Regions from separate parts of the Mus musculus genome. Here region 1 is linked to region 2. Evidence: chromatin loops called from intact Hi-C (ENCODE). Cell type or tissue: gastrocnemius. All regions are shown on one strand. Each heading gives the region's core, and the rest is flanking DNA. Links, peaks and the distances in the headings are about the cores only.

Region 1 (11,475 bases), core at 1,961-9,960, 52 kb after region 2:
TTGTAAAATGTACCCTCAAAGTTGGTCATTCAGTATCAGTTTTCCAGAACCTCCACAGCGCATGCTGTGTGAGAGGCTTTCTCTCACAATGAGGGCACAGTGCTGCTTGTTACACTACCACAAAATATAAAAGCAACACTCTAGAGGGCTCAGGACGGCTCAACAATGAGGGCTTGGCATCCGCTCTCAGAGAGAGCTGAAGGTCTAGTGTAGCTGGTTTGCTTTCATGATAGCCAGGGGAGCGATACCTCCCAAAAGACAAAGGGACCATATTCTCTCTGTATGTCCTAGGTTTCCCTTAACATGACCGCTTTTTGAGCACTGGCCAAGAGCTTGGGGGGTCTAGAAGAGATGTCCAGACCTCCCAATAGCATTTTCCCAGCTCTGCCTGGGGAACTTGCTGGAATGCAGATATGGAATTTTCACAGGTAATAAATCCTTGGCTCTTAAATGCTTCAAAGCTCTTCTGAGAGCCTCTTCTCTTAGGTGATTCTAAGACACATGGTAATAGTGAATCCTGTGGGACCATTGCTATTCTTGGGGCAAAGGTACAATGGCTCATTCCAGGTGGTGGGTGGAGGACTCAAGTCCACTCTGGGTCTGTTCAGAAACTTCAAAACAGGCAGGAGGAGAGGTAGGAGAAGGGAGTTGAGACCGAGGGCAGCTGTTTGCTCCTTCTGCTGACTCAGGGCTGGGCAGACACCAGCAACCACACCTGAGGCTCCATCTGCGCTCAGTGCCTGAGCTCAGCCCTCCTTTCCCATCACCAGACTTCCCCATGGTCCCAGAGATCGAGTCACATCACCAGTCCTAGGCTCGGGGAGAGGGTGGTGCAACAGCTACTCACTAGCAAGCTCTTCAGGTTCAAAGAACGTTCCTTCTTGAGGATAACCAGCGCAGCCAAGCCACAGAAGGTGTAGCCACCGTGGGCTTCCATCCCTGGCACCCCACCAATGCCGCCTTCCCAGTTCTGGCACCTAAGAGATCAAAAGAAGCAGATGTGGAGAGTGCAGGGACGGGGACAGGCGTCCTGACCATATTCTGGTGGCAGAGAATAAGTCGGCTCTGATTAAAGCATAAGATGGTAGCACCATGGATAGAGCTGTGCTGATTTATTACCTTGGCTGCATGTGTGTGTGTGTGTGTGTGTGTGTGTGTGTGTGTGTGTGTGTGCACGTGCATATGGCAGTCAGAAGTCAGCTTTGGGTGCTGTTCCTCAGGAGGGCTAGCCACGGGTTTTTTTTTGAGACAGAGTCTCTCACTAGATCCTGGGGAATCAATGAGTCCTAGGGATCCCCAAACCCCCTCCCCAGTGCCGGGATTACAAGTATGTCTGGCTTTTCACATGGGTACTGGGCTCAGGTCCTCTTGCTTGCACAGAGCACTTTATAGGCTGAACTACCTCCCTAGCCCCTTATCTAATGTTAGCAGATTCCTTTTCCTAGAAAACAAAACCAGTAGGCCTTGGAGATTTAGAAACTGTCCACTCACATAAGAAATGGAGTAGCACTGGTCAATCCTCATGGGAAAAGCTGCAGGGTAGTATATGTAGCAGAGTCAGCAAGTTAACATGAAGTAGAAAAATAACTGCTATCTCTGGCTATTTTCAAGTACAAGTTTATTGGTGAGTGCCTTTTCACTTTTGTCTAGTTTCTTCCTTTTCACCCTAGCTCTGGAGCTCAAACTCAGGACTTGACACACGCTGGGCCACACCCGTCCCTCTGATTTCCAGTTTCCTGTTTCTGTTTGTTTCATGTAGCCAGGCTGGTCTTGAATTTCCTAGAGGACCCCTGTCTGGCCTGACCTCTATGCCACTCAAGTGCTAGGATCCAGATGTGTGGCACCCTGCTACAGCTATCTGGGTTGTCTGCTGGTTTTTTGGTTTGGTTTGGCTTGGTTTGGTTTGTTTTTGTTTTTGTTTTGTTTTTTTGTAGTACTGGAGATTAGACCAGGGCATTGTACATGCTAGGCAAGGACTCTACCACTGAGCTACATCTCAGCCTGCTTTTTGCTTTTGGAAGTAGGTCAGGTCCCTAAGCTGCCCAGGCTGGCCTTGCATTACTCACTCTATAGTCCAGGCAAGACCTAGATTTGGGATTCTCCTGTTTTAGCCTCTGGAATAGCTGGAATACGAACCCACACTACCAGGCTGCATGGCTTAAAACTTCTGTAATGAACACACACACACTTTGAGCTATGTTGTTGGCAACTCTGTTGTCCAGGTGGGCTCAAGTGATCCTCCTACGTCAGCTTCACAGAGACTGGAACTACCTGGGTGTGATAGCTCACGGCTGTAATTTCAGAACTCGTAAGGCCGAGGCAGGAGGACTGCCTGGGCCACAGAGTAAGATCCTCTCTCAAACAAAAACAAACAATACCAACGATAAACCCCCTAAGTATAAGATTGTGCCCAGCTTGTAACTGCTCAAAAATAAACTTTGTGAGGACTGGAGAGATGGCTCAGTGGTTAAGCGAACTGACTGCTCCTGAGTTCAAATCCCAGCAACCACATGGTGGTTCACAACTATCCATAATGAGATCTGATGCCCTCTTCTAGTGTGTCTGAAGACAGCTACAGTGTACTTAGATATAATAATAAATAAATCTTTAAAAAAATAAACTTTGTTTTTAAATTTTAGAATTTTCCATATACTTAAACTATCTGATGTTTTAGTCTAGTACCTAGGACTAATCTCTAAGCTACAGGCCAGCCTGGTCTACACAGCAAGTTTCAGTCCATCGAGAGCTGCATATGAGACTCTACTTTATTCATTGAAGTAGTTTCTTTCTTTTTTGGGGGGATAGGCGAGGGGTGGTATTCAAGACAGAATTTTTCTGTGTAACCCTGGCTGTCCAAGAATTTGATCTGTAGACCAGGCTGGCTTCGAACTCACAGAGATCCTCTGCCTCTGCCTGCTGAGTACTGGGATTAAAAGTGTGCGCCACCACTACCCAGTCAGAGGTAGTTTCTTGTTGAACCTGCAGCTTGCTGCTTCTAGCTAGTCTAGGGGGCAGGCTTGCCCAGGATATGTTCTGTTTCTGTCACCCAAGTGCTGGGATTCCAGGCAGCCGCCATGACTGCCCAGAGTTTACATGGCTCTGAGGAGCTGAACTCTGGTCCTCACGCTTGCACAGCAAGTGCTGGGTCTCCTGCCACCTCCCCAGCCCATGCATCACCTGTGGGTCAGCAGGACAGGGCCACTTCTAAGAACTGACCTTACATGTTTGCTACAACCCCATATTTGAGAGCAGAGTGTCAGGCCAACTTAAAAATTCAGATGTGTGTGAGCAGAGGCTGAGATATAAACATGCTGCATCTTACAACAGACCATCACCTGCTCATTAAGTAGTGCTACGGAGTTATGAAAATGTTTCAGGTATTACATGAATGCTAGAAAACAACAGTGTACTGTATGGCTGACTTTCCAGAACTCTGGAAGAATATACATTAAAAAAAAAAAAAGGTCGGGTGTGGTGGCGCACGCCTTTAATCCCAGCACTGGGGAGGCAGAGGCAGGTGGATTTCTGAGTTCGAGGCCAGCCTGGTTTACAAAGTGAGTTCCAGGACAGCCAGGGCTATACAGAGAAACCCTGTCACGAAAAACCAAAAAAAAAAAAAAAAAAAAAAAAGTCTGAGGCTGGGCATGTTGTACATGCTGTTAGTCCCAGTACTTGGGAAGCAGAGGCAGGTGGATCTTTGTGAGTTCCAGGTCAGCCAGGGTTACATAGTGAGACCCTGTCTCAAGAAACAAAATCAACAACCAAAAATTTATAATGGTCACTTTTAACTGTCAACTTGACACAGTGTGGACTCACTGGAGAGAATAGTGTGAGTGAAGGGTGTCTAGAGGAGGTTGCCCCCCCCCAGCCGCTCGCATGTCTGAGGGAGACTGCCTTGATTGCGTTAACTGATATGGGCAGTGCCATATCCTGCGTTAGGTCCTGAACTGTGTAAGAGTGGAAAGAGGGCTGAGCACTAGTAAGCAAGAGCGCACTCATTTCTCTCTGCTCCGGCCTAGCAAGTTCCTGTTCCCTCTACTTACTTCTGTTCTGTGATGTATCCTAGACTCTTGAAGTAAAGCAACCCCCCACGCACTGATTTCTATAAGGATATTTTATCACAACACTAGCGAATGAAACTCGGAGAGCTGGTATCATGGTGGTAGATTATAAGGAAGTCAGATTTTCTTCTTTGCCTCCCTATAACAAGCATGTTTTATCTATGAAGTCATTTTTTTTAAAGATTTATTTATTATATGTAAGTACACTGTAGCTTCAGACACTCCAGAAGAGGGCATCAGATCCCATTACAGATGGTTGTGAGCCACCATGTGGTTGCTGGGATTTGAACTCAGGACCTTTGGAAGAGCAGTCGGTGCTCTTAACCGCTGAGCCATTTCTCTAGCCCCCTATGAAGTCATTTTGAGGTCTGTGTGTGTGCATGTGTGCAGCACCTGGATGTGTGCTGGCATTGAATCAGCGGCCCCACTCATGCAAGCCAAGTACTCTACCACTAGCCCTCTCCCTAGCCCTGAATTTTAAATGTATTTTTAAGTGACACTATCACGATGCATTTCCTAAAGTCACTCTTCTCCTCTGCCACAGTGGAACAGCACAGGTGAACAGGCCTTCATCCAGGAGCTGACAGGACCCCCAAACCCCTCCCCAGAGAGGCCTGAAGTCTGGAGAGCCCACAGGCTTTCTTCTGAGATAACTCAGGCTCAGGGAAACCAGCTACATGCTCAGAGCAGACTGCTCTTGTCTGTCTGTCCCTCAACCTCCATCACCACCCAAACACGAACCTCACTTTAGATTGCCAGTGCACTTGGCTACTTGGACTAGAGAAAGCACTCGTATCTGAAAAGTAAGGCGAGTGACAAGTTTGCAAGGGAGATCAAGTTCCTTTCTCTGCTAAACTAATCTTTGCTTCGGCTGCAAAAGGTAATAGTAAAACAGTTTATACTCCTAAGAGTGTGAAAGAATACACACTGCAAAGAAACTTCTTGCCCATTCTCAACCCCTAGTTCCCATGACCAGCAGAGACCTATCAGTCTCTGTGCCTCAGTCTGTCTCCTCTGTGTCTCGTTCACACACACATCACACATACTACACACACATACTCCACACACTATATACACTATATACACATACATATATACATACAGTACATACATGGTACACACATACACTACATGCACACACACCACACACATATACTAAAGACATATATTCTGCTTTCCTTCCCGTGGTTTTATACAAACAGGAGCATATGATATACCCTCTCTGCGCCTTGCTTTTCTTCAGCTAATAAGACTCTTAGGAAATGACCATGGTGGCGCATGCCTGTAATCTCAGCACTGATAGATGGAAGAAAATCAGAGTTCATGCCAGCCTCAACTATATAGCAAATTCAAACCCAGCCTGAGCTGCCAAAGACCCTGTCTTCCACACACCCACACCCACAAACACAAATAATGGACAACACAAAGAACTGAATGCAATAGCCCAATAAAACAGAAGTAAGAGGATTTAAATGCATAAACAGCCAGGATAAAGACAGCAGGAGATGACATGAGCACAGGCTAGCAATAGCGAAATCCTAAAAGCTGACTGACAAGTAGAGAGGCTAACAGCACCTAACCAGCTGGTTAGAGAAACCTACCTCCGTTCTGGGCTGGTGGCAGAGAAGCAGCAGCAGCCAAAAGCAGGAACATGCTTGATTTTTATGATGGTTTAAGTAAGAATGGCCCCTATAAACTCAAATGCTTGAATGTTTAGTCCCAGGGCGTGGCACTATTTGAGGATTAGGAGGTGTGCCCTTGTTGGAGTGGGTGTGTCACAGGGGATGAGCTTTGAGGTTTCAAAACCCCATGCCAGGCCCAGTCTCCACTCTCTCTCCCTCTTTCTTCTCTGTTTCTCTTCTTTCTCCTCTCCCTTCCTCTGCCTCTATGTCTCCCTCTGTCTCTCCCTGTCTGTCTGTCTGTCTGTCTATCTATCTCTAAAATCCATGCTTCTACCAAAAGGGAGGAGGGTGCTGAATCCCAGCTTCCACAGCAGAAAGAAGGGATCAGTGGGAGGCCACCTCAGGGCCCAAACACCTCACCTTTTCCCTACTTGTAATTCATAAGAAGCCTGCAAGGTTCACACCCTAGGCAGGAATTTGAAAGCTCAAGAACAAAGCCCTCAGAGATACTGAATTCCCTGAAAACCAGCTAGGTCTTAACTCAGCCTGGGTGCAGGCTCTGTCAGCCTTTCAGTATCAGACACAGCATGAATAGGGTTGCTAAGCACCAGATGCAGGGGGCGCATCTCCATATGGAAGAGAGACCCAGCCTCAAAGGCAATGGGGAGGAGACAAGCTGGGCCCAGAAGAAAACTGCTTAAAGTTGCATCTTATCTTATTTTGAAGTTTTATTTATTTTTTGTGTATGGATGTTTTGCCTGCATGTTTGCTTGTATACCATGTGCAGTCCCTGTGGAGGCCAGAAAAGGGAGTCAGATCCCCTGGAACTGGAATTATAGAAGGTTGTGAGCTGCTATGTGAGTGCTGGGGTCGAGCCCATAGCCTCTGGAAGAGCAGCTAGGGCTCTTAGCCATTGAGCCATCTCTGCAGCCCCTTACAGTTGTATCTTAGATAATACTGTGTGAAGGAAGCAAAGATGACAAAGTGGAGCAGCAGAGAATATAAAAAATAAGTATTCAGGGGGAAAAACCAAACTCTGGAAAATTAAAAATAAAACTGGAGAATAAAACAGCAGAAGGATGAAAGGGTAAATGGTTAGGCAAGCTCTTGGAAAACACAAGAAAAGTTAAGATAGAGAACAGACCCCCACTGGGCTTTAAAAGCCATTAGGTCAGCCGGGCGTGGTGGCACACACCTTTAATCCCAGCACTCAGGAGGCAGAGGCAGGCAGATTTCTGAGTTCGAGGCCAGCCTGGTCTATAAAGTGAGTTCCAGGACAGCCAGGACTACACAGAGAAACCCTGTCTCGAAAAACCAAAAAAAAAAAACAAAACAAAAGGTCTTGGTTAGTGGTGGTGAATGCAGACATGTACGGCTGGCCAAGGTGCTGGGAATACGTGTGGGGCACTCTTTCTTTGATAGGACATTGATGCTGCCCCTCTACAGCTCAGAGACCCTCTGAGGGCGGCTGAGAGGCAGGCACAGCCATTGCAGTCACGATCTCACAGGACCTGCCCAGGACTGGGCAATGCTATGTCATGGCTCGGCTCAGGGAGGAGCTTACCAGGCCCTACCCCTCCCAACTGAACTAGTGGTTACTGATGGATTCTGTACCTATTGAGGAGCCCAGTGGATATCCCCAAAGCTGTGGTCACACAGACGACCCTGGGAAAACTCACCGAGTCACAAAACAAAAAAGACATCAATGTGGGAAAGGGACTTGGAGAGAAGGTGGGGAATAGGAGAGGGGTGGAGATAAGAGAGGTGGGGGGGATAGAAGAGGGCGGGTGACAGTAGTCAGAATGCACTATAAATATGTACAAACTGTCTAAGAACAAATTTGATAAAAGTCTTTTAAGATGAGGTTAATACTTGTGTAAAAGATGCTGGGAAAGCAGCCGTGTTATGCTGACATATGCCTATAATCCTAGCACTCAGGAAACTAAGGCAAGATGGCCGACAGTACTGGTCAGCCTTGGGATCACACTGATACCTTGTTTCAAAAATAAAGAAGTTGCTAAAAAAAATACTGCAAGGTGATTTCTTGGTCCTGAAATGTGTGCTTGCAAATGAGAGTCCTGCTGAGTGCCTACCACACAGGGAAATTGATCCACACCAAGATTCACCATCAGGATGTTTCCACACAGCACCAACAAAGGTTCTCGACTGGGTGTCCTGATGGCCTGGCACGGTGGCAGGCAGGCACTACAGTTACCACCACAGGCTAACTCGCTTGAATCTGGTGTGTTCCAGATGTGTATACAATTTAACATCCCATCATTCTACACAAAGAAATGAAATGATGTGTCCAAGGCACAAAGCTAGTGATAAATAGACTGGCTCAGTCAGATCCCCATGTTCCGTGAGTGTCCTGGCAATAAGTCCACCTGAAGACTGGGCTGGACACTCCTACGCAGTGCAGAACATCTCCAAGGCCTGGCCGACTAAGGAAAGGCACAGGGAGTGCAACGTGGCATTAAAACTGAGAGCCAACAACTGCAGAGCGCTGCTCCCCTTCTATACAACCCTGTCTTTCTCTTCTTTTTTCCTTCTGGTTTGCCCAGGGGATGACCTTAGTACCCTAGTGGTGGCAGTGGCAGCCTGGGTCTTAGGGCAGGGCAGGGCAACTAAATCTAATAGAAAGCCACCATCTTTAGCAGGAAAAAACAGGCTACTAGAAAGTGAGGACAAGCCAGGAAGAGTCAGAGATGGAAAAACCCCAATTGAGCTCAAGTTTCTCCGTTGAAAGTACATACACTGGGCAAACCGAGCAGCTTGGAATCAAAACCGATCTGAGATCTGAGCTGCCACCCACGGCAGGGCAGAGCACTGTTTGAAGTTTACAGTGGGAATCTGACTAAGTGGCTTGTCTGCTAAAAACAAAAACATCCTTTGAAGCCATCTAACAGAATCCATTCACGACAATACACCAGCCACCATGTCTAGGACACCATCTAAAGCCATTCAATTCACCAATACCCAGGAAAATGAGACAGGTCTATTTCAAGATACTCACAGGCTGAAAAGACCTACACGTGGGTTTTAAATTTTTTATTTGATTATTTTATTCTACATGTATGTGTGTTTGCCTAACATGCATACCTGTACTACCACATGCCCATGGAGGCCTTTAGAGGGTATTAGATCTCCCAGAAATCAAGTTACATACAGCTGTGAGCCACTATGAGGTTGCTGGGAATTGAACCCTGGACCGCTGGAAGAACAGGCAGTGTGCTTAATAACTGAACCACATACACACCACCCTTTTGAGACAGGGCTTCACTATATTGCCCAGACTTGTTGGTCTTGAATTCCTGGATTCAATGGATCTTTCTGCCTTTTGCTCTGGAGCAGTAGGGACCAGCACGCGCTTCTGCACTGGCTCCCCAAGGGTTTGTACGCAGATATAATTACGTGTTTGCCACAGAAGTGAAGAAGAGCATACTGGGAAGGAATAAAAAGATGGGATCTCTCAACTGAGAAACAAAGCACTAAGAAGAGCCAAATCCAGGGAATGCCCAGTTTCAGTCTCAAAGCACCACCATCTCTCTACTGTGTCCTCAAAGACTGTTAGTTAGTGTGGAAATCAGATCCACTGATGAGGACATGGAAAGTCAGAAGACAACGAAGCAATGCTTACAGACAAATCAGTCTACACCACTGCCAAATTATTAATCTCCAACCAGACAGACCACCAAGCAGGCTTGCAAATAAAGATGCATGCAGGGTCTTAAAAATACATTTCCTAGGTGTCCTTTTCTAAGAACTTTGGGAGTATTATGCTTTATTAAAATGAATAATAAGAAAACAGGGCTCCAACAAAGCAGAAAAATGAAGTGAATTTCATGCTGGAAGGAAGCTTGTAGATGCCTGCTGTGTATCAAGCTGAGAGCAGTCTGTCTAGATCTGAAGCAGGGGTGGAGGTGGGGGTGTGACCCAGAACACACCCACAAATACACACATATACACCACACACAAATACACACCCCCAAACAAATATACACACACAAACACACTCACACATACATACACCCCCCCACAAATATACACACACTCACACACACATACACACCCCACACAAATACACTCACACACACACATACACACCCCCACACAAATACACACTCACATACACACAAATACACTCACACACACACAAATACACACCCCCACACAAATAGACACACATACATACACCCACACACACAAATACACACACACACACACACATACACACACACACACAAATACACACATACTCACACACACATACACACCCCCACATAAATACACACTCACTCACACATATACACACACAAACACGTGCCTTTTGTTTTCTGTTTTCTATTTTAAAAAGGCTCTCTTACAGCCCAGGCTAGCCTGAAACTCAGGATGGGGCTAAAGAAGGCCTTCTGAATGCTGTGATCACCTTGTGGGTACCGAGGGCCACCACACCCAGTCCTGTTTCCAGTGTTTTGTTCTTATAAATGAGTCTTTGTCTCTTTCATGCACGTGGGTGAGTTTCTGTAGGAGTGAAGTTTCTGGGTTTTCTAAGCAAGGCTGTTTTGAGATATTGCCAAACTGCTTTAATCAATTTAGACATACTCTCACCAAGGCTACTCACCAAAGGTTTTGATCTGTGCCAATATAAACTATAATATAGCATTAATGGAAGTCTAAAAATAATCCCAGGTACTTATAAAGGGCACAGAACTAACTCCTAAGACAGCTCTTATAATTTTATATTCCCTTCTGGGCTTTCAAGTTTTTTATGTTTCTTGACTGCTAGCTCTCTGGGGACTGGGGACCATGTGACTTCTCCCACCTGGCTATCCATTCGGCCGTGCCTTCAAAGAGGTCTGGAGTGATGATGTTGGTGAGAGAGGCTACCGAGGCAGCACAGTATGCACTCCTGCAAAGACGGAAACAGGGAAACACATTAGGCTCCAAGGAAAAGCCAGAACGAGGCCCAGAAAAATGCCTGGGTACATTACTGCAGTCACATCTCATTCTTGGCACACAGCTGTTCTTCTTGGGTCTCCGAGAGGTGTGACATTCTGTCTGGATGGAGTTGCTCACGACACGGCTTCAGTGAAGGAACATGGCATTCTCTGTCTCCGCACAGGCATACTACAGCCTCAGAATTGATGGTCATATCAATTCATCTCAAAAATAGATTGAGCCCTTTTTCCAAAGACCTACCAACGGTTCCCACATCTCATCTGGTGTTGATGAGGTTCGTTCGGATGTCTCACTGCTACGGACTCAGGACCTCTGTCTGAACTCACTCCGAAGCAGGCCACCACACTCTACTAGCTGCTCAAGCCACACAAGAGAGACAGGAATTGGTACATCCTTATGCCTCTAGAGAAAAGAGCTCTGATTTCAAGTGTTGTCATCAGATACGCAGAAACACACCTTTCAGCAAAAAAAAAAAAAAAAAAAAAAAAAAAAAAAAGTAGGAACAGTGCTTTGGATATGGCTCAGTTGGTAAAGTGCTTACCAAGCACGCACAAAGCCCTAGTTGTGCAAAACTGGTCATGGTAATGTATGCCCTAATCTCAACACTCAAGAGGCAGAGGCAGGGGGATGGCAAGTTCAAGGTTATTCTCAACTTGAGATACATGAGATACTGTTTCAAACGGAAAACATAAGAAGGTAGCCCTGTCTTTCCGGAAGGCAGGGTAGTTCTGGGGATCTAACTCAGGGCTGTGCACACGCCATGAGCATTCTCTTCCACTAAGCTCTATTTCCAGCTATCTGAAAATGAGCAAATAAAATAAAATAAAATA
Region 2 (11,475 bases), core at 2,100-10,099:
GTCCTCATTACCCGTGAGGACCAGGTAACAGCTAGTCAAGGGTGGAAGGAAGAGGTGAGGATGTACACCCCTTCTAAAAAGTCCGTAGCCACCTGCCCCTGCTGCTTGCTACCTGAGAGTGATCGGTGCTGCCCGGTGCTGCCAGATCTTTTTGTTTCCTTCAGGGCTGAGCCCTATCCCTGGAACCTCAAAGTTTATGAGAAATGTTAAAATACTTGAAACACAGATTATTACTTTTTTGGGTGTGTTTATGTGCATTTAACTTTTGACTGTGCTAGGATTCGAACCCAGGGCCCTCGCATGCTGTGCAACCCCTCTGCCATGGAGCTTCAACCTCAGCCTATTTAATTGATTTTTTTAATTACATTTACTTAACGTGTGTGTGTGTGTGTGTGTGTGTGTGTGTGTGTGTGTATGTATGTATGTGTGTATGTATGTATGTATGTGTGTGTGAGTGTTGTGTGGTCACGTGTATGTGATGGCTCACATGTGAAGGTCATAAGAACCACTTGGATTCAGTTCTCTCTCTCAAACACATGGGTCTGGGGATTGAATTTAGGGTCATCAGGTTTGACCTCAGTGCCTTTACCCACTGAGCTATCTCTCTACCTTCTAGTTACCTGATTTTTAAACGATATATGACACAGCTGTTTAGGAACTTGTAGAGTTTGCAGGATGCAACTAGGCTTGGTGGTTCTGGTCGGTAAACCCAGTTACTGGGGAGGCTGAGGTAGGAGGATCAAACGTTCGAGCAATTTACTGAGACCCTGCCTTAACATACACAACACAGAGTCCAGGCTTGTGGCCCAGTATGTAAGCCCAGGGCTTCTGAGGCTTTGGCAGGAGTCTTCCCTGAATTTTAAGCCAGCCTGGGATATAGAATGAGTTCCAGCCTGGGCTACAGCATGAGATTCTGCCTCACACGAACAAGAACTCTCTACCTTTGTCTCTTTTTCTAGGGAACAAGTTTGTAGGATGCCAAATGATAGCTCTGATGTAGGACCTTACTATTCACAGGCTAAAAGCAGGTTCTTCAGTTGTATGTGTGCTTCGTTAGAGATTGTACAGCTTGCCTGAACACTAAGAAAACCTTATTTATTGAGTGCTGGTTGATTGAGTGCAGTAATCTCAGAGGTCTTAAGGATTGTTCTGAGAGCCTCGTGGAAGATAATGTTTTATTTCCTAATGAAGCATTACACATACTTACTTCCACGGAAAGTCAAATTCCTTTTTTGTTTTGTTTTTCAGCTATTATTCTCTCTCTCTCTCTCTCTCTCTCTCTCTCTCTCTCTCTCTCTCTCTCTCTTGAGAGAGAGGGAAAGGCATCTAAGCTGTCTTGGAACTCAGGGAGATCGGTCCACCTCAGGTTCCTGGATTAAATGGGATTTAATCAGCTGGGACTAAATGTGTCACCACCCTGCCTGGGTCCTATTAGTCTTAATACTATGGACTTGGTTGTTTTCTTTTGAACCTGTCCTACCAAAACAACAACAACAAAGCAACTTCTTTCCCCCCTCCCCAAGTCTCTAGTTCTAAGGTCTGCTGCAGGACTTGATGAGGGTTAGGGGGCAAGGGTTGGAACGGCTTGTTTTGAAGACTCATCCTTGAGCTGGAATTAGGTTTGCCTTTCAGTGAGCGATGCTTTCTTACTCTATGATATGATAAGCAGTTCCTGCAGGCTTTCTGCTTTTGAAAGCATCCACTTGGGTGGTGATGCACATTTATTGTTTCCACTCCCATGAGACTGGTTCTACTTTGTCTAGATGTTTTAACTTTTTTTTGTCATTGTTGTTAAGGTGCTTTGGGTTTTTCCTTTCACTTTGGGACATAGACAGTGAAATTTTTGTTGTTGCTGGAGGTTGAACCTTTGAGACCCTTTGTTTTCATTTAGTATGTTTATTTATTGAGATTTTTCTGGTAGCAGTTTATCATAGCATAGACAGACAAAGCAGGTATATTATAGATGGTGCATTGTCCAACTGTCACAGACGGGCTGGGAACATGTACTCCTCCATTATCCCTGTGAATACATCCATTTGCTTTTTAAAATTTAGTATAAATAATACAATTTTTTTTCTAAAATATGGGAAGCTATTAGATTTTATCTTTGGAAAACCATTTAAGAAATGTGGACTGTGAACGACCACATGTTTAGGACTACGGGAAAACTTTTAAGAAGTTATTTGGAACCCAAGTGTGGAAGCTCACGCTTGTAATCCCAGCACTCAGGATAACTGAGACAGGAGGATTACCATGAGTTCGAACTGAGCGATAGTCTCTCTGTCTCTCTCTGTCTCTCTCTCTGTCTCTCTCTCTCTCTCTCTCACACACACACACACGTTATTTGGAAAATGTTCTGTGGGTCCTAACATGAAAAGATGATCATAGTTCCTACGGTCAGTACAATATCTTACTTGTGAAGAGTGCAGGCCATTCAGATCAGTATGGGAGGGAGGCAGTGGAAAGTGAAACTGATCTGCCGAGTGCTGCACACGAGTGCTGCACACGGAAGCAGTCTCCAGTGAGCAGCAAACTGTTAGAGGAAGTCACCCTGAACACTGGTTACTAAACTTAATAATTGCAGAATCTCACTAGTACTTTTTGGGGGGTGGAGTGGGGGAGTAAGTTGTATTTTAAAACTAAGTTTCTGAGGCAGTTACTTTATGCAAGGGGTTCCTTTTGCTTTATTTCTGTTTGGATAATTTCTCTGGGAAAGAGTGAAAGTGTATGTGAAATGTAGGATTCCTGAGCTGGTCAAGAAACCCGAGGCCTTTCTCTATGTACTGTCCTTTGCCGCGTCTGCTGAATCCAACATGTTGCACCTGCTCTGCTGGCTGGAGGTGTAAAGTAGGGTTGCACTCTTCCACTTCTAGTTCTTTCTGGTTTACAGTATTTTTAACTCCTCAGCTTTTTGCTTCTTTGGAGATTGAAGTGTATTTGGGAGGAAGGGAGTTTGACCACTCTGGAGGTTCAGGAAACTTGTGACAGAAGTGCTGCAAGGGCTGTAGTGCTTGTAGTGCTTCTGCTCAGCGCTTGCTCTGATGATGTAAAAGCCGCGTTCCTCCCTGCGCGTGTTGTGAGAGAGAAGACGGTGCTAAGTTTTTAAGGGTTGTGTGTTGCTTTGTCAAAAGGCTGACAGAATAAAAGAGTTGATCTAGGAACCCTATTTGATCTCTTTTGGGGACAAGGGAGGGTTATGACAGGGTTTTGCTATGTAGCCTGGCCTCCCCCTCTCCCTGCAGGAATTCTCCTGCCTCAGCCTCCTGTGGGGCTTACAGGTGTTATGTTATCAGGCCTGCCTTCCGTGTCCTAACCAAGAATTCCTTCCGCTAAACAGCTAGTGTAATGGCACGTGTGGGTTGTAGTGTTCCCAGGTTCTTTTAGACTCCAAAAGATGGTAGAAACCTCAAAAGCAAATATATTGACAGAAATGTGTATCAGCTGTAGGCTTCAAACAGAAGAGCTAGGAACCTGGAGTTAATATCTGCCTACTAAAGACACTAGTGAGATTATCTCATCTCAGGTGCCTGTTGTTTCATGTTGCAATTTTTAGGTTACTTTTGAGTTGCTTAGGAATTGTTTTATTTAATTCACCAAACAGAAGTAATACGTGTACTGCGTGAGAGTTCGGAGCCTTTGTATTCAGCAGTCTTAGTGTTTTAGTGAAGCTTGCTGGATAGTCCTGTGACTCTGTTGTCTAAAGAGACACCATTACATTTCTCAAAATAAATATACTAAATAGCCACTAAGGACGACACACGTTCTCTCCACATTGGCATTGAGAAGATTCCCCCTATATGGTAGAACAGTTAGGTGCCAGGCAGCTTGGAAGAAATGGCATTCTGGAAAAATCTTGTACATCTTTACAGTAAGGTGTTTCTTTCTCCATGCTAGGCCTCGCAGGAAGTTGGGTTGCTGATTGGTGAGATGAGTAAATGGAGATGCATTTTCTGTGCAGTAAGTTGAAAGGAAATACTCTGGAGAGAGTGCCTCGATTCTGAACGGGTCTCCTTAGCTTCGTGTCCTGTCAGTTTAGCGACTAAGCTTGCTTTCAACATTGAGCTGCACTAAGATACACATGCTTGTTAGTGTGAGAGGTGGACAAATTATAGGTGACGGGTTTGCTGCTGTCTGCCAGCGTGGAAAAGTTTGGTGGAACTACAGCTGAGACTGAGTAAAAGCCTTGGCCTAGACATCAAAGCTGGAAGCAATTTGGTACTGTAGTTCCTGGTGAGCAGCTGTGGACCACTCTCTGGTATCACAAAGCCCCTAGTACTTCTCTTAGTCTGGGACATGCTGATGAAGAAGGGCTTTATGACAGAAACTGCAAATCCTGTGTTACAGAGCAAGCAGTGTCCAGCATCTACTCCTGAGGATGTATAGGGGAGTCATTTGGGAACCTGTGACATCGCCCAAAAAGACCTCTGTGATCTATTCCACAAGGGTACCACCGGTCCCAGTGTCAGCATGACCAGACACTTCTCGGTATAGGCAAGAGAGTGTACACTCACCTGAATTGCTTTGTTCCGCTGTTGCTGTTGATTGCTGTGCTGCTTTAAAAAGACAGCTCCTGGGAGGATCTCCAGCACCTTCCGCCGAGGATCTTTACCTGGTTTTTCTTTCCTCAGTTCTGAAAGCTTGGCCTTTTGGGAAAGAGCTGTCAGCAAGAGAAGATGGCTAACAAGACAGTATAATAGCCTTCCCATTGGCCCATCACACAAAGCTAGGGGGTATCTGCTTCATCTTCAGCATAGAAATACTTTGCAGAGAGAACCCTCAGCCTTGTGTGAAGGTGTGTCAAGTTTTCCTATGCTCTGTAAGCACTGGAAATGTCACTTAATTCAGAGTTGCCTGGAATTAGGCATGTGAGTTGGGCATGTTTTTCACGTGTGCTTGCAAATGAGGCCAGGGGAGGGGAAAACAAGTCCATCCTTGCGGCTCTCTGTTTAGGCAGAACAGCCGAGGGTAGGCATGGCAGGATTGCTTGCTCTAAGACTCCCCCGTTCTGCTAGTTAAATTGGGTCTGGAACCACCACAGAAATTCCATCCACTGCTTGGAGAACAACAGTCCCCAGCCCAGGCTTTCTACCAGGCAGTGGCCTGCCGCCTTTCGTAGCCGAGCCAACTTCTAACTTGGCTGGCTCCCCAGATGAGAAGCCAAGATTTCTGCTCATGGTCTACGGCCAAGTTCACTACAGTCTTCCAACCAAACGACTTGTTGTCCATCTGAGTCCTTTCAGTGCTCAGCAAACGGGAGGGGGTGGTGCATCTTGTGGGATGATTTTGTTGTTTGGTTAAACTTAGCTCCTTGCTTGCAGCACAGGCCCACAGGAAACCAAGACCAACTTAGCTCTAACTGCTTGGGATTTTTAGGGTTCTCCCAAAAAGAAAACAGACAATTAGGATTTTATTTGTATTAACAGGAGGGATTGTGGGTAACTGGGGTCACTGCTTCCGTGCACAGCTCTTAAGCTGGGAGGAGGGCCAGGAGTCAGGGTGATTTAGTAGACAGGAGTATCTTGGACTGCTGCTGAAGACCAATTGATTTGCATGTAAATAGACCATCTTGGAAATTAGAGTAAACACCAGAGGTCTAGTCCATGCCAAATGCTGGTCCTAGGTCTCTTGGGCTCCTCAGGTACGGATTGTGACAGGCCAGTTTACCTCAAGCTGTCTCACACTGCCGCTGGAGGGTGGCTGTAGTTATCTTGCCCAGTGTTGTATAATATCCTCTAACCTCAGGTACCTGGTTTTTCAAGCTTAATTGTCCTTTCAGATTCCTTTTCTATTTTCCATATAACTAGTTGAGAAAATATTTTGCTTAACAGTGAACTGAGGTTTGAGAAGGGTTAACTTTACAAGTCCTTCAGGACAGTGGCTGTAATGGGGATTTGTAGCCGATTAACAACTGTAGATAGGCACCTAGGGATCAGGAGAAAAGTGCAGACCTCAGTGAGTCACAGACTTTAGAATTTGATAGGAGAAGAATTTCAGGTCCTTTTCTTCTCATGGCTCTGTCTGATTCTGTCTGACCATCTTTTCTAGTACAAGGATTCTTTGAAAGCAGCATTTAACTTGGTTTTCTCTTGTTGCTGCATTTTCAAAATTCCTGGCGCTCTGGGCTTAGTGGCCAGGTCACTCTAATGTGTACATAGGTTCTTTAGGCTAGCCTAGCCCAGCCTGCTCTAGTCAGGGTAAAATCTCAAAGAGTGTGTGTGTCTATAATGCCTGAAGTGTAGGTGTGGTGAAGTTTTTGCTGAAATAGGTCCTTGTGTTCTGTTCAGAGGGAGATGAAGCTCCTTAGCACGGTGCCCTGCTCTCTTTCCTTTCCTGATTGGTTGGCAGTCCTGGCCCAACAGCTGACTGTTTATAATTCCAAGCAGGAAAGGTTAAAGGCTGGTTAGGTTAGGGTATTTAGAAAACTGCCAAATGGGCCTGCCCTGCTGCAGGGGCCTGAGGGACTTTACCAAGAGCATGTAGGGGTCAGAAGGTCTGCTGCCCAAGAACTGCCTTTCTGGCTCAGTCTGTGTGAGAGGAAACTGAATGTAATTGACAGTCTGTCAGCTCTGCCATAATGAGCTCAGGTGCAACTGTGTTTTCTAGAGGATTGGTGCTCTCTTGTATGACTTGATAAGAGGATATGCTAGTGACCTTTATCAGGAGGGTGTCAGCGGAGCCTCAGGATGATGGGTTTCCTGTGGACAGAAGCAGCCCACGCCCCAAGTCTCACGGTAGAGGTAACCATAGCTTATGAAGTGCCCGCTGGAGCTTCCCTTAGTAACATTCCAACCACAGACTGGCAGCTGCTCCATCGTGTAGGTTGGGGACACTCACTGGAGAGTCACTCTTTGTCCCTGAATAACTTTGATTTTCCTTGTGCATGAGCTGGAGTCATCGTGCTACTTTGGATGTTCCTGTTGCAAGCCTTGCTCACCCTTTCTCCCCTTTAACAGAGCCTAATTCTGGAGACTCCTTCCTAACTACCCACCTCACAACAAATTTTCCCAGTCCACTTGCCAGGGACAGCGCTGACTGCACACACTTCCAGGCTTGGCCGCATCCACCTGTAAAGAAGTACACTCCTGACATGCTCTTTCTTCACTCTCCTAGGCTGACAAGCGGGCTCACCATAATGCACTGGAACGAAAACGTAGGGACCACATCAAAGACAGCTTTCACAGTTTGCGGGACTCAGTCCCATCACTCCAAGGAGAGAAGGTGAGTTTATTGACAAAGCCAGTTGGCCCATCAGCAGCTTGGAACGGACTAGAACATCCCTTCTGTAAAGAAACACAGTCAGGTGGCATGGTCTCTCTCTTTTTTCTTTTCTTTTCTTTTTGATTCTTTGGAAGATCCCCACACATTCTTAATTATCTTTAGCAAAAGCAATGTCAGCTCTAATAGCTCTTGTCAGGACATCCCTTTCAGAGTTGGAGATGCTGTAGTCCATTCCTTTTTTATTTGGTAGTGCTGGGCTTGAACCCAGGGCCTTGTACATGCTAAGCAAATAAATTAGTCACTCATGACATTACTATAACTATATCCTGTACTATGTAACATGGTCCATAATTAGTTTGGGATCACTAAAGATTCTCCCAGGCCAGCAACACCCTAAACCTCTGTGGGAATTTCTCTTGTGCAGTTCAACATTAGTACTTACTTGGTGTAAATGAACACTTTGAAGCAGGTCTGTGAACTGCCTGGGCACCAGTGATTTTCAGTTCTGACACATATTCTTCCCAACATATGTAAAGAGCATTGTTAGCTGTGGACCAAAAAAGTGAGACATGTTCATATGAGAGAGAATAAAGCAGTTATTCTCATCCTTCCTGGTGGCCTTTTGAAGCTTGTATTTTCCCTGGAGAGGTAGGAGCCAGCTGTTTCTAGCTTCAAAACCCAAAAGCTTTGAGCAAAAGCCTGTGGGTTAGGGTCACTCCTTAGAATAAAGAAAAAAACATTTGTTTGCACAGTTAGTTCTACCCTTGACACAGTGTAGCAACAGGCTGCTTTTTGTAGCCCCCTGGGTCAGCTTGTTTGAAAGAGCCTCACTGTATAGTCAGACTGGCCTGAATCTGGGATTCAGCCCATCTAGCCTGTTAGCATTACACCTAGCTTAAGGAACACGATTTAATAAAACGGTGTTTACTCTAGGTATGCTTCAAATGGCTTTACTGCTTTGGTTCTCTGCTAAGTGTCCTGAATTTGCTTTGTTATCCAAGATTACGTTTTTCATGTTTATAAAAAGTTGAAAAGCTATGTTTTCTATTTTGTCTATAATGTGGCCTTCTGTGTGGTTGAAGTATGGAGTAAGTCTAAGCTTACAGGAAAACACAAATAGGCCATGTGAATGCCGTATTACAAAGCCAGAATTTTGCTGTACGTTAAGCCCACTTGGTATATACTTGATTTAATGGCCTTGAACCAAGGTACTTACCGGAATAACAGCATTCCTGAGTATAACACTGAGCACCACAGGAAATCTTTATGACTGAGAGACGCACCCTTTGTGCAAGAGATTTATCTCTGATGCATACCTGACCTGCGGACACTTGGTGCTTATTCCGTATGCTAGAGTGTCAGCATCACTTGGTGAGCTTCTGGGCTAGAGCTGCCTTCATCTAAACCTGGGGCTGGGGATGTGCTTCTCAGTGGGAGGGCTGTGACCCGCCCACTTCCAGAGCCACATGAACTCCTGGGGTAAGCCAGGCAGGCAGGCTCATCTGAGGAGTTCTGAAGAGTGAGACCACTGAAAGTGTAGCTCACGAGCCACAGCTGCAGCGCTTCCTTCCTTGGCCTCTTCCCTTGCTGTTACATTCTTCCTTAACACCTTACAGGTTTACGATACTAGGTCCTCTTGCCGCGTTTCTTTGAGGAAGTTGAAGTTTGACTTTGCTAGCTTACAGATGGGATGAGTAGTTTGTCATCCGTGGTCCTTTCACCTACTCCATTCAGCAAACATCCTTGCAGGGTCTACACACACCAGCTACTGTTCTTAACAAAAATAGATGTTTTATTTTAGCAAGGAAATAATAGAAATTAAATAATCACTAAAATTAGGAATACTGGCTAGGCATGGTGATAGCAGATACCTTTAATCATAGCAATTGGAAGGCAGGTGGATCTTTTTAGTTTAAGGCTGGTCTGGACTACATATTAAGTTCCCGAATCGCCAGGACTCTGTGTATGCTTGCATGTGCATGTGCATGCGCTATGGAGGAGATTAAGGTGGGGCGGTTGGTGGAACAGATAGATCCCATTGGCAAGATGGCCTTTGGGCAGATTTCATGGTCGTGAAGAACTATTTGTCTGGCTCTGGGCATTCAAGGCAGGAGGAAGGCCAGTTGAGGAATCTCGAACAGGCCAGAATGGATAAGGAGTGGGTGAGAGGATGATACCAGGCCCTGTATTGTAATTTCTTGTGTTTGCATGTTTGTTGAGATGGGGTTTCTTGTATCTCTGGCTGACCTGGAACCTACAGCATAGTTAAGGCTGACCTTGAATTCCTCATCTTCTGCCTCCACTTCTTAAGTGCTTGGATTTGGTTTAGTCGTTTTTTTGTTTTGTTTTGTTTTGTTTTTTTTTTTAAATTTGGGAACAAGAACCAGATTTAGTGAGCCAGTCAACAGAGCCCTAATCTGCCAGTGTCAAGCTGCCATTCTTACTTCAGAGGCCTTCCTGGCCTGCTTGCTCTTAACCTTGTAAGTCATAAAGAGTCCTCTGCATGTGTGAAGGGCAGGACTTTTCATTATTCTTCCTTCCGTCTGCCAATAGGCTCACAGGTGCAGGGAGGCTTCAGGTCTGCAACCTTTCGGTCTCTCAGACTGACTTCTCACCAAATGTCGCAATCTTCTTAAAATGTCGTATTGGAACCAAAGGAAATTGACTCATTCTTGATTTGAATTGCAATGGTTAAGGTTGTGACATGTCAGTGGTCATGAAGTGAATGTCCGTGTGAGTTTTGGAGAGCTCAGCTCAGATTGTTGAAGGAAGGCCTTTGATCTGAGTCTCCTTTGATGTCAGCACCCTTATGTGCCAGGGACTCTACAGTTAACATTGCAATTATGTGATATGTGTCCAAGCCTTTTTTAAGATTTTTGTTTATTTGTTAGGTTTGGTCCCCCCCAGGTTTGGTTTCTTGAGATAAAGTTTCATTCTGTGGCTCTCAAACTGGCTTGAGTTCATAGTAATCTTCCTGTTTTAGGCTCCATAGATTCACTTGGAAAAGTGAAGCCTCTTTTTTTTTTTTTTTTTTTGGTTGTTTCTGTTCCATGTATGTGTGTGTGTGTTTTGTTTGTTTGTTTTTGTTTTGTTCTTCTGGGGTTGGGGAGTTCTGGTTTTTGAGACAGGGTCTTATTATGTAGTCCTGGCTTTCATGAAACTCACTATATAAGCCAGGCTGGCTTCAAACTCAAGATGAGATCTGCTTGCTTCTGCTTCCTAAGTGCTGGGACTAAAGGCATGGCCACCATGCCTGGCTTTGTGTGTGTGTCTTTAAATAATGAAAGAAATGAGTTTCATCCTGAGCGTTATATTACATTTTACTTCGTTCTTATTTATATTTGAGACAGGGTCTCAATATGCAGCCCTTGCTGTCCTGGACCTTACTATATAAATCAGGCTGGCCTTGAAATCACTAAGATGCCTCTGTCTTTGCTTTTTTCTTTTTTCTAAAATACAGAAGGAAAAATTCATATTGATTCAATTGGATCCTAACCTGGGAAGAAAAAAAATGGTCTTTTAAAAATTTAATGTAGAGTTTGGTATAGCGTGATTAGAATTCATAATTGTGCTTAAGCCTCAAGTGCTTAGCCTGCAATCCTGAGCCACTATCTCACAAGGAGAAACATGTTATTTGTTTATTTACTTTTGAGAGAGGGTCTCCTAGCTGGGGCTTGCAATCCCCTAGGTAGTCTTCGTTGACATAGAACTTACTGTCTGCCTCAGCCTCCTAAATATTGGAATGACATGACATGTGTCACCATGCAGTCTGGCAAGAAAGAAAACTTGAAAATAAGACACAAACTCCATTTATTTCTTGTTTCTTGTATTTGTATGATAAAATAAGCATCATGAAGAATGCCTGTCTTCTCTAACTCCTGTAATCTAGCACTTGGGAGTTTGAGGGAGGTTAACTATAAACTTGGGATGCTGTTCTTACAGGGTTCAAGTCCCATCATCCACATGGTGACTCACAACCTTCTATAGCTCCAGTTCCAAGAGACTGACCCCTCGTGAATTTCTTTAAAAAGAAAGACAAACAGAAAAGACCAGTAATCTAGGAGTGGCACTGAACACCTGTAGTCCCAGTACTTAGGAGATAGAGGCAGGAGGACCAAAAGTTGAGTCAGCAACCGTGAGGTAGGCCAGCCTGTGCTGTGTGAAGTCCTGTCTCAAAGGCAGGTTTTTTTTTTTTGAGGTGCTGACTGTTGTTGGGCAATCACTGTTGTTGTTCCTACTCTTATCAGAAATGAGGGG

Evidence for each region. Hi-C counts contacts between places; a loop is a spot of excess contacts. Peaks named below come from ENCODE experiments on the same cell type or tissue, not always from the same donor. Only the 100,000 strongest peaks of a DNase experiment are listed, where the experiment ranks them.
Region 1: a loop joins it to region 2, with 2.4 times the contacts of the local background. A loop is called at or near these places in 3 of 42 quality-filtered maps.

What each region holds. Positions count from the first base shown.
Region 1 is chr12:76,896,447-76,907,921 of GRCm38, reverse strand. Fntb (farnesyltransferase, CAAX box, beta) reads right to left here. Exons shown (of 12, transcript NM_145927.2): 7 at 10,509-10,595; 8 at 848-977. It overlaps Gm46358 (a long non-coding RNA gene), which reads left to right. Exons shown (of 2, transcript XR_001780630.2): 2 at 10,473-11,475. Among named protein-coding and RNA genes, the nearest start is that of Gm46358, 8.1 kb to the left of the region's middle. In gastrocnemius, for the core only: no CTCF peak of the experiment used is centred there; a DNase peak (open chromatin) is centred at 9,575; H3K27ac peaks cover 2,893 bases.
Region 2 is chr12:76,948,912-76,960,386 of GRCm38, reverse strand. It overlaps Max (Max protein), which reads left to right. Exons shown (of 4, transcript NM_001146176.1): 2 at 7,111-7,218. Among named protein-coding and RNA genes, the nearest start is that of Max, 7.6 kb to the left of the region's middle. In gastrocnemius, for the core only: no CTCF peak of the experiment used is centred there; DNase peaks (open chromatin) are centred at 5,148 and 5,455; H3K4me3 peaks cover 4,063 bases; H3K27ac peaks cover 6,761 bases.